3 separate regions of the Homo sapiens genome follow, and regions 1 and 3 are each linked to region 2. A link is a contact called in ENCODE Hi-C or POLR2A ChIA-PET data. All regions are on one chromosome and are shown on one strand. Each heading gives the region's core, a stretch centred on a gene start or an enhancer-like site at or near the end of the contact. The rest is flanking DNA. Distances are from core to core; before and after follow the strand shown. Region 1 overlaps DLGAP1 (DLG associated protein 1). Region 2 overlaps DLGAP1 (DLG associated protein 1). Region 3 holds the start of GAPLINC (gastric adenocarcinoma associated, positive CD44 regulator, long intergenic non-coding RNA).

Region 1 (4,478 bases), core at 236-2,735, 150 kb before region 2:
GCTCCTGGGAGCTATCGCAGAAACTCCAGCTATTCTGACTTACCTAAAAACTTTGAGCTGATGGTTCTCAATTATGTCTGATGCCTGAGCTATATAATAGACTGCCATAATAAAAGTAACTGAGTAAGACAGTGATTCTCAAAAGAGGAGACAGCACTGTTCTAAGCCATTATTAGGGCAACATGCAACCACACAAGTTGGGGCTAAGTCAGATGTCTTCTCAAAAGTAAAACAAGGGATATCTTTCTTCATTCAGCATGGCCTGGCAAGAGCCCTGGCAAAGTATCTGGGGTGGAGTTGTGGCCCTTCTCTTTCCCGGGCTTTTGCCGTCATGTTCCTTGCATGGAAATTCCCTACTGGCTCCAGGATACTTGCAATTCCTGTGTCCAGGAGATGACCGTTCCTAGGCCCAGGGTGGGGAGATGACTGCTTGGGCCTAGAATGAGATCATGAAACAGGGAGGCTTGGGAGAAGCAGATGACAACTCATATTTCCTTGTCCTCCACACTTTCTTTTCCGGAGAACTAAAAACTCACTTTAATTTTAAGAAAGAAGCTGTAATGGAGGTTTTTTTTGTTTTGTTTTGTTTTGTTTTATTTTTTTTCCATTAGACACTCACTCTGTGTGTGAGGTAAGTTCTTTCTTCCAAAAGTAAATTTCACATTTGTTGCACATGCCTTGAGGAAGTTGAAATTAATAAACAATAAATGGTAAACACCAGTAGAAGTAAAAAGTGGAAATAAAAAGACTGAAAGTTGATAAAGAAATGAAATGAAGAAGAAAGAAGCATCTCGATGTTGTTTTGAAACTACTCTAAAATGTTCAATACCAACCTTCACGGTGGAAAAAAAAAAAACAGTTGGCTCTCTGTTTCCATGGGTTTTGCATCTGTGAGTTAAACCAATGTTGGGTCTCACTATGTGGCCCAGGCTGGTCTTGAACTCCTGGGCTGAAGCAATCCTCTTGCCTCAGCCTCCCAAAGTGCTGGGATTACAGGTATGAGCCACTGCATCCTGCTGAATTTGTTTTCTTTTTCCCTTTTCTCTCACTCCTATGAAATGAAGCCCTACAGATAAAATATATGTTCTCCACTCCTATCCCATTCCTTTTCATCCCCAGAGGAAACCATTGCAGTAGAGAATGACTATTTCAGTCCCATCACTGAATTCATAAGGTCTCTTTTCTGGTCCTGGAAAGGTGATCGCTAAGGGTCATTTTGAGTGTTAGACTGGGGCAATCTCACCAGCACAGTAGCACCCATAGTCAACATCAGCAGATTTTCTCTGAAAGTTAGAATGGGGGTTTTAAAGCTCTATGGGTGTTGAGTTGATCTCTTTCACATTCTGGTCATGCTTTTTTTTTTTTTACAGATTGTTCAACCCAGATGTGGTTAACAGTTTTTGCCACCCATCTCCCTTAGGGCACATTCAAATGCATCTTACAGAATAATTTTCTCTGCTGTGTCAGCCAGGCAAGCCGTTTAACCATGACTCATACCATCTATTTGTGTAATACTTAATCAGATAATAAGCCTTGTATTGCTGGGCAGTTCTTTTTACATAAGTAAATCTAGCCTCCCCAGACACCGTATAGGCACCTGATGGTGAGGCTTATAGACTCCTCCCTTTCCTTTCTTTCCCCAGCTACTCTGTTAATCTGTCCCTCAGTGGAAGTACAAAACAAAACAGAAAATGCAGTTGAATGGGATTCTTCCTATTTAAGAAGTAAGCACTCTTTATAAACTCCCCCACTTATAATTCTTCAAACCTCTCACCCCACAACAGATATTTAAGAAGACCCACAATAGAGAGTACAGGCCTGGGTTAGTGAATCACATAAAGTCAGGAGGAACTTTTGGGAGGCCTTTGTGAACATGTGTTTACTTAAATTATCATCACTTAGTATTTCAAAACTCACAAACAGGCATCTAATTAGATCCTCGCAGGACCCTGTGAGGCAGAGCAGATAACTTCATTTGAAAAAACTTGTACTCAAACTACAAAGTTTCTTCCCCACGGACATCTGCTGTGGCCAATCCCCGTCTTCTGACCCCAGTCTATTTGGGCTCTCTTCTCTCTAACACTCGCAGAAAATTGCGTCTGAATCTACTTAAGTGGAAGCTATCCGAGTGTGATTTCCTTCTTTTTTTTCTTTACTGTGGTAAGAACACTTAACATGAAATCTACCCTCTTAACAAATATTTAAGTGCACAATATAGTTTTGTTAATGGTGGCGCAGCGTTGTACAGCAGATCTCGAGAACTTATTCACCTTGCATAACTTTAGATCCACTGGACAGCAATTCCCCTTTCCCTTTCCCTCTCCCTCTACATCATGGCACCCACCGTTCCACTCTCTGTTTCCTGAGTTTTGACTATTTTAAGATACATCATATAAGCAGAATCATGCAGCATTTGTTCTCCAGTGACTGGCTTATTCCACTTAGCATATAGTCCTCCAGGCTCATCCATGTTGTTGCATATGGCAGAATTTCCTTCTTTTTCAAAGCTGAATAATATTTCATTGTATGTTTATACCACATTCCATTTATCCACTGAGTGTGATTTCTGTTTATTTATGTGTTTATTTATTTATGAATGAGGTCTCACTGTGTTGTCCAGGCTGGAGGACAGTGGCTATTCATAGGCATGAACATGGGGTCCTATAGCCCTGAACTCCTTGCCACAGCCTTCTGAGCAGCTGGGACTGCAGGCATGCACCACTATGCCAGGCTGCATGTAATTTCTTTATCAACATTTCCCAGCCAGTGCCAATGGATAGGGGTGAGTGGCATAATAAGTCAGTGGGAGAGTTGGAAGAAATTCGCCAAGCCTGATCACTGTCCCACATTAGGAAGCAAGAGCAAAGCACATCCATCTACCTGAAGTGACTGGCAGGCAAGGCAATTTCAATCCTGAACAGAAAAGAGGAACCAGGGACACCTTGAAAGAGATGGTGGGTGTTTCAAGCTCTTTTTTTCTTTTACAGATTATGTGTCATAATGAGAAGCAGAGAACAACTATGTTGGCTGTGGGAAAGGGGAGTCTTTTATGCAATCTATGATTTGAAATCTCCTGACTACATTCAAAGACCCAGCCATTTAGAAGAGAGCATACCTCCTCTTTCCCACTGACCTCTGTGGGATAGGTTGTTATTTTGAGAAAAGGAGGTAGTATAAGAGGCACAAGGATGAAGAGAAAAAACACTTTCCTTTAACCCTCCCAGTGGGTCTATGGCAAAGCTGCAAGGAGTTTCAGTGTGCTGGTGATCTTTTTGCTGAGTTAAAATCAGGATTACAAATCCTTAAGCATAATTAGCATATGCATCCTTTCCTATTTCAAGAGGAGTTAGGTCTCTAGAACTAAAAAGGCAGACGTGCTCATTTCTCTGACTGCTTCTTTTTTTTTTTTTTGAGACAAGAGTCTCACTCTGTCACCCAGGCTGGAGTGCAGTGGCACGATCTCGGCTCACTGCAACCTCCAACTCCCGAGTTCAAGTGATTCTCCTGCCTCAGCCTCCCGAGTAGCTGGGATTACAGGCATGAGCCACTGTGCCCTGCCTCTCTGACTGCTTCTAATTCTTACATGATGCTACACCTAACTCCACGATCATCAGACCTTACTTTAAGGCCTCAGAAACAGAGAAGAATAGACATATTTCTTATACCCTCAAAGTAGGTTCCCTGAAGCCTGGATACGACAGACACCCCTGCAATGGATTACCTCTGACTGGCTCCCCGTGGTGAAGGTTACTACGGTAGATATGCTACATAGAACTCGTCACATTTTTCTGCCACCTACACTATAATTCACCTAGTATGTTTCATTTTAGTCTAACTTTCTCTCTGGGCAATACAGGCATGCCTCAGACATATTGTGGGTTTAGTTCCAGACCACTACAATAAATGAATATCACAATAAAGTGAGTCACATGAATTTTTTGTTTCCCAGTGCATATAAAAGTTATGTTTACACTATACTGTAGTCTGTTAAGTGTGTCATAGCATAATGTCACAAAAAAGTACCTAATACTTTATTGCTAAAAAATGCTAATGGTAATCTGAGCCATCAGCAAGTCATAATCTTCTTGCGGAGGGAGGGTCTTGCCTCGATGTGGATGGCTGCTGTGATCAAGGTGGTAGTTGCTAAAGGTAGGGGTGGCTGTGGCAATGTCTCTTTTTAAAATAAATTTTTTTTTCACTTTGTATTTTTTGTAGAGACAGGATCTCGCTATGTTGCCCAGGCTGGTCTCAAGCTTCTGGCCTCAAGCGATCCACTCATCTTGGACTCCCAAACTGCTGACATTACAGGCATGAGTCACTGCCCCGGCTGGCTGTGACAATTTTAAAAATAAGACAACAATGAAGTTTGCCACATCAATTGACTTTTCCTTTCATGAAAGGTTTCTCTGTTGCGTGCAATATTTGTTTGACAGCATTTTACCCACAGTAAAACTTTTTTCAAAATTGGAGTCAAGGGG
Region 2 (4,435 bases), core at 888-3,387:
TATTTCGAGTGTGTGTGAAGGTGTTTCTGGATGAGATTAACATTTGGATCAGTTCATTGAGTACAGCAGACTTCCCTTCCTAAGGTGGGTGGGTCTTGTCCAATGAGTTGAAGTCCTGAATAGAACAAAAAGACAAAGTAAGAGAGAATTCTCTGTCTCTGCTGGGACATCAGTCTTCTCTTCCCTTTGGACTTCGACTTGAACTGGAACTTACACAATTGTTCTCCATGTTCTCAGGTCTTTGGACCCAGATTGGAACTATACCATTGGCTCTCCTGGGTTTCAAGCTTGCTTGCTGACTGCAGATCTTGGGACTTCTCAGCCTCCATAATTATGGGTCAGTATACACACACACACACACACACACACACACACACACCCACACACACACACACACACGGATATACTACTTCTCTGGAGAACTCTGACTAATACACCAACTTCTAGCTGAATGTGGAACAGAAGAATTGCCCAGCTGAACCCTGCCTAAATTCCTGATTCAAAATCATAAGGTATAATATAATGATTGTTTTTCAGCTGCTCCACATTGGGGTAATAAGGTATGTAGCAACAGATGACAGACATAGTCAGCTGTGCATACATTTTCTGACTACACATGTGCCCTGTCCCTTAGCTCTTGGTACTCCAGCCACATCACCCTTTCAGTTCTACTAATATTGAATGCAGAATTAGCACGTGCCATCCCTCACCCTTCTTGATCCTTTGACTCTTAGCTAATGAGGATTTTCTCAGGGAAGTTCTCCCTGAGCCTCTAGATTAGTCCCTTTGTTACAATAGATCCTCCCACAAGAACTGTCTCTTTCTTTCAGCGCAGTTATCTCTGTGATTATTTGATTGACGCTAGTCTCTACCCCTAGATGGTAAACTCCATGAGAACAAAGGGTAAGACTGCTTTTGATCACCAGTGAATTCCCCGAGTTCAGCACCATGTCTGGACATAGTAAGTGCAGAATAAATATTTGTTAAGAAGGTGAATGAAATATTTGAAGCAGCTGATAAAGACTCCCTTCTCACCATAGCTTTTAATAACCATGTCAATATTCTTTTCTTTGCACCTTGTGAAAATCTGGGTTCTCAGCCATTGTAACTGGGAAAGACTGTGACTTAATATGAGGCCACTGGTCCTACTATGCTATTGTCTGTGACGGCAGCTAAGCACAACTGAAGTTGCTGGAGTTCCTTTTTGTAACCGCTGGGGAAGAGGAAGCACAAGAGAGCCTCTGGGTGTGTGGGCGCAGGAATGCATAGAGAAAAAAGTAATTAGTGCCTGTTCACATTTATGTCTTTAGTTGGAAATTAGGGAGCTCTCCTAAAAGTCTAAAGAAAATCGTGGATGCTCAAACTGTTTAAAATGTTTCTAAATTTAAGTTTAGAAACAATTTGTTACTAGATCAGGAGCTCTTCCCCCTCCCCCCAACCCCTTCCTCTAAAAATGGAAGAAATAATTGCTGCTTCCTTAGTGCTGTTAGGAAAATTCTGTACCTTCCATAACCATTGCTCTCAGTATTATTTTCTTAATACCTAATCTGAATTCCTACTGTTTTAAAATGCATTCCCCTACTTAGCTCTACGGATATGGAAAATACATGCTCCGCTGGGAATAGTCTTTCTTAAAATATATCTGCTCTGCTTAAAGATTAGTTTATCATTTTTGCCACATATAAAATAAGCTCAGGTCTCTACAAGTGCCCTTGTAATTTCCATTTCATAAATTTAAAAAATATTTTGTTTTACCTCGTTATATTTCTAATAGTGACCTCCAAATGGGTCTGTGTACGATATTTCATTAAATGGGTTTAGTAGGCTTCCAAAGGGAGAAAAGAGGATTTCCATTTCTGCATAATATTCTTGCTCTTTTAAGAAGAAAACACCTCTACAGTGGCAGGGCTAATATGTCGACAGGCATATTCCGTATCATTTATGTAAGTTAACACATTCTGAGGCTCTGCCCATTTCCACTTCTCTGATTTGTCCTCCCTCCCTGAGTGCACAATACTGCATTTGTCCCTTTTGAACATGTAACAGATTAAAGAGCTGGGCAGGAGGCAGATGTAGGGGCACCTTTGATCTCTCATCCTTGGAGGTTAAGGGAGGGCAGACACCTGGCGGCTGCCGAGCTGGAAACAAAACACAGGCCCAGACTGGAATTACCTTAAAGGGAGCCCGGCTCCAACCGCAGAGGCAGCTGGAAGCGCTGAATGGGCACCGGGGGAAGAGAGCCCCGCGGTCAGGCAGAGGACGCAACAGAGTCCTAACAATGTGATCCAGGCTACCCGAGAGCTGGTTAGAATAATCCTTCCTACGCAGAAAGACCCAGGAAACCTTCCAGGAAAGACTAGGCAGCCGCATTGAGAAAAAACGAAAAGTAAATCTTTTGCAAATAATATCACAAAACTTCCAGCTGTGCACAAATACTGAAGGGCAATTTTGATGACAATGCAGGAAGCTTTCAAAGAAAGGATTTTTAAACATATTTTTTCCTTGGCGGAACTCTTTTTAGTAAGGATTTCCACCTTTGCCCCAGGATCCTGCCAATGTTCTTAGTCAAAGCCAGACCCGAGTTTCCTAGGATTCTTCGGTGAAACTGCATTGCCCCCTGGCGTTTGTGTGCTGTCATTACGCCGCACAGATAAAGCCCATGGAACACCTACCAATCCGAGGAAGGATGCAGCTCCTGGTTTCATCTACATGGAGAAACCTCTCTTAAAACACAGGATCAGAGAATGCAGTTCTAAATGGCAAATCTAGACTTGGTTTGACAAGACATGGAATGAAACTTTGAAATTAAAACTCCTTCCTTTTCCATCCTTAGCAGAATCTCCTGAGATGTTCAAGTAGCTCTGGAAAGAAACTGATCAGATTCTAATCTGTCAATTTAAAAAGTTTTTTTTTAAACAATTTTTAAATTTGTTTTAGAGATAGGGTCTTGCTGTGTCATTCAAGCTGCAGTGCAGTGGTGCAATCATAGCTCACTGCAATCTTGAACTCCTAGGCTCAAGGGAGCCTCCTGCCTCAGCCTCCGTAGTAGCTGCAACTACAGGCGCCCACCACTACACCCTGCTAATTTTCTTATTTTTAAATTTTTTTGTTTTGTTTTAGAGATGAGGTCTCACTGTGTTGTCCAGGCTGGTACTCCTGACCTCAAGTGATCCTCCTGCTTTGGCTTCCCAAAGCTCTGGGATTACAGGCCTGAGCCACTGTGCCCGGTTGCTAATTTGTCAATTTTTTTTTTTTTGGGAGTCAGGGTCTCACTCTGTTGCCCAGGCTGGAGTGCAGTGGTGCATCTCAGCTCACTGCAACCTCCACCTCCCAGACTCAAGCGATTCTCTTGCCTCAGCCTTCTGAGTAGCTGAGATTACAGACATGCGCCACCACCACCCAGCTTATTTTTGTACTTTTAGTAGAGGCGGGGTTTTACCATGTTGGCCAGGCTGGTCTCAAACTCCTGACCTCGAACGATCCACCTGCCTCGGCCTCACAGTCAACAAATATTGACTGTGCTGCTTACCATCCATGTGAACTTGGAAAACCCTCTTAACCTTTCTTTGTCTCCTCCACTTACAAAATGAGGCTGATAATAGTAGCATATACCATCTAGTACCTAGTAAACACCCTTTAAGTGTTTGTGAATGATGAGAACTATGTGAGTTTTCCACTCCGGTGGACTAGGGAAGATTAAAAAACATTCTGTGATGTTGAAAGGGCTTGGACTTGGTTCCTGGCCAAGTCTATTAAAACCCCAAAACACAAAGAAATGCTCCAGGTACTGCGGTTTCTACCTGGCCTCAGTGCAAACCTAGAATTAAGTACATCTCTGACACTTCCAGGTCGGTGTGACTGGACCTCTGAGAATATGCTGGGGCCTGAGAGGGTCCATTCTTGTCCACACCAGGGCAGAGTTCCACCCCCAAGGCTAGGCCAGAGCCGGAATGACTCCAGGAGTAAGGCCAAGGGTGGTCTTCCTTGGCCCAGGTTCCTCTAGAATATGCCACTGTGGCATAAAAATGATTTTGAGCTGAAGGCATTTGATAAGAGGCTTATTTCTAAACTCCTTATCTGCCCCAAAGCAGAACCTCCTCCCAAAACTCAATTGTCATAAATCCCTTCCCACAGATTTTTCTGCAACCAGAGAAAGTTGACTCTAATACCAAAGAGAAGCCCACAGCACACCTAAACAGGCATTGTCACAAAACTATCATCTCCCATCTATTCTCCTAAAGGCCCATGATCTTTCTTAAAAGTAATTTATTTTTCCTTAAGTGCCCTTCTCCTCCTCCCCTTCTCTTGTTCAGATGGCACATAAGCCCCAAATTGTAAGTGCCCCCTTGAGGCATATTTTCCTGAGAACTCCCATACATAATGAACAGAAGCCTGTCTTTTCTTTTGCAGCCCCCAAAACACTGAACTTAAGAGG
Region 3 (4,143 bases), core at 1,609-4,108, 200 kb before region 2:
TGAATGAAATGTGTTATAGACATCAATAGAATGTGCAACCTTTGAAGCACACTGTGGGTGACTTAGAAAGGAAACCAAATCCAATGATGGAAATTTACTCAGGTTTAGAAGGAACATATTTATAGACAAATATTTAACATAGAGGTAAGGAAAATAAAACCATGGAGGGATTTCAGAAGATAAATTGTTACTCTAGGAAGTGTCAGCTTGTTTTGTTTTTTAAAAATATTCCAAACTATTTTCCTTTTTTTTTTTCCTGAGACAGGGTCTCATTCTGTCACCCAGGCTGGAGTGCAGTGGCTCAATCTCGGCTCACTGCAACCTCCACCTCCCAGGTTCAAGTGACTTTCCTGCCTCAGCCTCCCAAGTAGCTGGAATTACAGGCGTGTGCCACCACGTCCCACTCTTTTTTTGTATTTTTAGTAGACACAGGGTTTCACCATGTTGGCTAGTCTGGTCTTGAACTCCTCCTGACCTCAAATGATCCACCCGCCTTGGCCTCCCAAAGTGTTGGGATTACAGGCGTGAGCCACCGTGCCCAGCCTCCAAATTATTTTCTTTATAAAGAAAATTACTGAAACTTGAACATATTCTTATTTGATCAGATCATTCTAACTTATGATCTTAGGACAAATTCAATTCTCCTATCTTGTCTCAAATTTTTGCTAATATATATTTTAATACTCTAAAGGCATAAATTATCTCCATATAAATTGTAATGTGAGGATAAGGCTTTCAGAGACTGTAAATAGGTTGAAATGCAACAAAAGGTACACATTTAAATTTTTACATATGCCTCTTTTAAAAAATTATCCTGTTTAACAAGTCAAAACAACTTTTTGACTGTTACCTAGTCTGATTATTAATGTTTTATTGCTTTTAATTTCTTTCCAATGATTTTCAGGGATTTTTTGGTGGTGGTGGTTATTGTTTTGAGAATGGATCTTGCTGTGCCACCCAGGCTGGAATGCAGTGATGTGGTCATAGCTCATTGCAGTCTTGAACTCCTGGGCTCAAATGATCCTCCTGCCTCAGCCTCCTGAGTACCTAGGACTACAGGTGAGCTCCACCAGGCCTAGCTTTTAAAATTTTATAGAGATGAAGTCTCGCTGTGTTGCTCAGGCTGGTCCCAAACTCCTGAGCTCAAGCAATCCTTCTGCCTCGGCTTCCCAAAGTGCTGGGATTACAAGTGTGAGCCACTGTGCCTAGCCTGATTTTCATTTTGAAATTTGATTTACTTGAATGATTCTGTGAAAAGCCCAAGTGTATTACATTAGTCAACATCTTTTCCCAGCTGAGCGTGGGGGCTTACCAGTCTGGGCAGCATAGCGAGATCTTGTCTCTACAAAAAAATTAAAAATTAGCCAGGCATGGTGGTGTGCACCTTTAGTCCCAACTACTTGGGAGGCTGAGGCAGGAGGATTGCTAGAGCCCAGGAGTTTGAGGCTGCAGTGAGCCGTGGTTGCGCCACTGCACTCCAGCATGGGCAACAGAGCAAGGCACTGTCTCAAAAAAAAAACCAAAACATTGGCCGGGTGCTGTGGCTCACGCCTGTAATCCCAGCACTTGGGGAGGCCGAGGCCAGCGGATCACGAGGTCAGGAGATCGAGACCATCCTGGTTAACACGGTGAAACCCCATCTCTACTAAAAATACAAAAAATTAGCCGGGCGTGGTAGCGGGCACCTGTAGTCCCAGCTACTCGGGAGGCTGAGGCAGGAGAATGGCGTGAACCTGGGAGGCAGAGCTTGCAGTGAGCCGAGATCGCGCCACTGCACTCCAGCCTGGGCGACAGAGCGAGACTCTGTCTCAAAACAAAACAAAACAAAACAAAACGAACAAAACATTTTTTCCCCTAGCCTGCTTGTACAATAAATCTACACAATCTAGAACATCATTTATTTTAAATTCTCTAATTAACAGCTTGATTCAGTCATTTCACAATGTATACACATATCAAAACACCATGTTGTATACCATAAATATATACTTTTGTTAATTGAAAAAATAAAAGTAAGAAACTTAAACAAAAAAATAGCCCAGCCAGGCGTGATGGCTCACATCTGTAATCCCAGGGCTTTGAGAGGCCAAGGTGGGCAGATCACTTGAGGCTAGGAGTTCGAGACCAGCCTGGCCAACATGGTGAAACCCCATCTCTACTAAAAATACAAAGATTAGCAGAGCATGGTGGTGCATGCCTGTAATCCCAGCTACTTGGGAGGCTGAAGCAGGAGGATCGCCTGGACTTGGGAGGCGGAGGTTGCAGTGAGAGGAGATCACGCCACTGCATTCCAGCCTGGGCAAGAATGAGACTCCATCTCAAAAACAAATAGATAAATAACAATAGCTCTTTCCATTATAGTGTTATTTTCTGGTATCATCTGTAAACCCAGTATTGAAGTGAAAGTGTTGGATTAATTTGAGAAGGAAAAGATGTACTTATCAAACACCTTATATTAAATTATTATCTATTATATTATTATTGTATTTGTTGAATACCACATATACATATTTAGTCCTCACAACCCTAATGGGACGTGTTATTCCCATTGTGTAGCTGAGGAAACTGACACTCTTCAAAGTTCAGCTTGTCTGTGGTTACCAGCTGTAATGGGGCCCCCAGTCATGGGGTGATTCTGTTTGCTCACACTCTTTCCACACCCTATCCCCGAAATGAAACAACTTGGAACTGTCTCCATTTTTATTATACTGTTCAATAAAAATTTGGGGGTTGCTTTGGCAGATAATCATATGCAAGCTCTATTTTCCAAATATCTCAACTTATTTTTCTGCTCTCTCGAATTCCTCCCTCCCCTCCCCCATTCCATTTCCTTGTGACCACATCTGCTTCTTGGAGAGACTTGCAGGATCTGACACATCCTCTTGGTTTCCTAAGTCTTATGACTAGCCAATGCCTGAAATAATGAACTCCTCCAAGGCAAGAAATCTGTTTTGAAGCTTCTCTGCGTAAGTATTAACACTTAATCTATTATTCGATGCATTTCATTTCCCTTTGTAGGTATCGGTTTTCTGAGCCTGCAGCCTTAGGCTAGTACCTTTTTTTTTTTTTTTAAGTTAGTTTCTGTTTTTTATTTGAGCTCTGTTAGAATCTTTAGATCTATCCAGTGGCTATAGTTTACTCTGTGCTGCGCCTTTCTGCTTTCTCTCTGCAAAAATTATGGCTTTTTAGCTATATTTCCCCAAACAGAGGTGAGGTACTGCTCTTATACAAATACTTGAAGTTATAAATCCCACCTGCATTAAAAGGAAAGTGAAGATTTATGACAATGCCTTCCCATTCTTCTCTTTCAACCCCAAAACCTCCACCATTTTTGAAACAAGGCAAGTTCTTTAGGGCTGGAGGTCTTCAATGGTATACACCATGAGGTAAAGATCAGCTTTAAAATAAATACGTACCTCCAAGGGAAGAAAATTGAACAGGCCATTCATTACTTTTCCTTCAGAAAGCTAAGGTACAACAGGAATAAACTTAACTTGTGAAGGTTTTATGAAAGGATTGCCACCTCCTGCCTTGATGAAAAGATTAACCTGATTTGGTGAAATATGCTGCTATTTGCAGGCAGGTGCTGGCCTGATTCACCAACTCTGTGTTAATTTGAGCCTGCAGAGGTACCTTTGATCAGCTCTCAGAGCCTCAGCAGTGGCTCAGGAAACATCAAAACGCTGTAGAGCAGGCTCTAATCTCAGCCTTCCTGTTTCTATGCTTGCTCACTAGGTTCACACACAGCAGCCTGGTTTCCTGGAAGGGCATTTTCCACATTGTGCGTTATGGATGATCATCCCAGGCATCAGGTGTGAAGCCCTGCATCCACATCCAGGGGCTATCAAATCTCTCTGCAAAAGGAGAAGCTGGACTCAGGCACGTTTACAGTGATGTGTATGCAGGTATATGTAAATTAATGCCTGCGTCTAATGCTGGAAGTAACAACAATTCAGTTCCGGGGAACTCTGTTGTCGTAATGCAGCTGCTAAGTGCAACATATTCTGTCCATGAAGTTGACACCTGGATAACAGGTTTGGGTGATAGTAACTGAGGCTTTGGCAGTGGATTGAGAACTCTGAGCTAGAAACATAATGGCAGTACCCTTTACTAAGCCAGGGTGGTAGGTCAGATAGCATGGGT

Evidence for each region. A loop is a pair of places that touch in the nucleus more often than their neighbours do. ChIA-PET counts read pairs that join two places held with the same protein, here RNA polymerase II (POLR2A). Pooled maps may share reads with other maps.
Region 1: a map of PC-3 shows a loop between it and region 2 (5-fold over the local background). The contact joins two enhancer-like sites. A Hi-C loop is called at or near these places in 3 of 168 maps with a recorded cell type or tissue (PC-3, aorta and dorsolateral prefrontal cortex), 3 of 37 single-sample maps with no recorded cell type and 8 of 50 pooled maps. POLR2A ChIA-PET finds 5 or more read pairs at or near these places in 8 of 52 experiments (AG04449, GM10248, GM12878 and 5 more).
Region 3: a map of left lung shows a loop between it and region 2 (4-fold over the local background). The contact joins the promoter of GAPLINC here to the enhancer-like site in region 2. A Hi-C loop is called at or near these places in 82 of 168 maps with a recorded cell type or tissue (A673, CD14-positive monocyte, CD4-positive, alpha-beta T cell and 52 more), 16 of 37 single-sample maps with no recorded cell type and 45 of 50 pooled maps. POLR2A ChIA-PET finds 5 or more read pairs at or near these places in 34 of 52 experiments (A549, A673, AG04449 and 28 more).

What each region holds. Positions count from the first base shown.
Region 1 is chr18:3,510,713-3,515,190 of GRCh38, forward strand. All of the region lies in intron 10 of DLGAP1 (DLG associated protein 1), which reads right to left. Among named protein-coding and RNA genes, the nearest start is that of GAPLINC, 47 kb to the left of the region's middle. Within about 2 kb of position 1,486, at least 3 of the 41 ENCODE cell types and tissues checked have a DNase peak (open chromatin) inside an H3K27ac peak, as active enhancers do; they include Panc1, where a contact is called at or near this core.
Region 2 is chr18:3,663,839-3,668,273 of GRCh38, forward strand. The region is part of intron 7 of DLGAP1 (DLG associated protein 1); the gene reads right to left. Among named protein-coding and RNA genes, the nearest start is that of DLGAP1-AS6, 13 kb to the left of the region's middle. RefSeq lists a silencer at 1,931-2,225. Within about 2 kb of position 2,138, at least 32 of the 41 ENCODE cell types and tissues checked have a DNase peak (open chromatin) inside an H3K27ac peak, as active enhancers do; they include A673, CD14-positive monocyte, HCT116 and 17 more, where a contact is called at or near this core.
Region 3 is chr18:3,463,392-3,467,534 of GRCh38, forward strand. It overlaps GAPLINC (gastric adenocarcinoma associated, positive CD44 regulator, long intergenic non-coding RNA), which reads left to right and starts at 2,859. Exons shown (of 3, transcript NR_110429.1): 1 at 2,859-2,966; 2 at 3,736-3,905. The region is part of intron 2 of LOC105371965 (a long non-coding RNA gene); the gene reads right to left. RefSeq lists an enhancer at 3,362-4,049.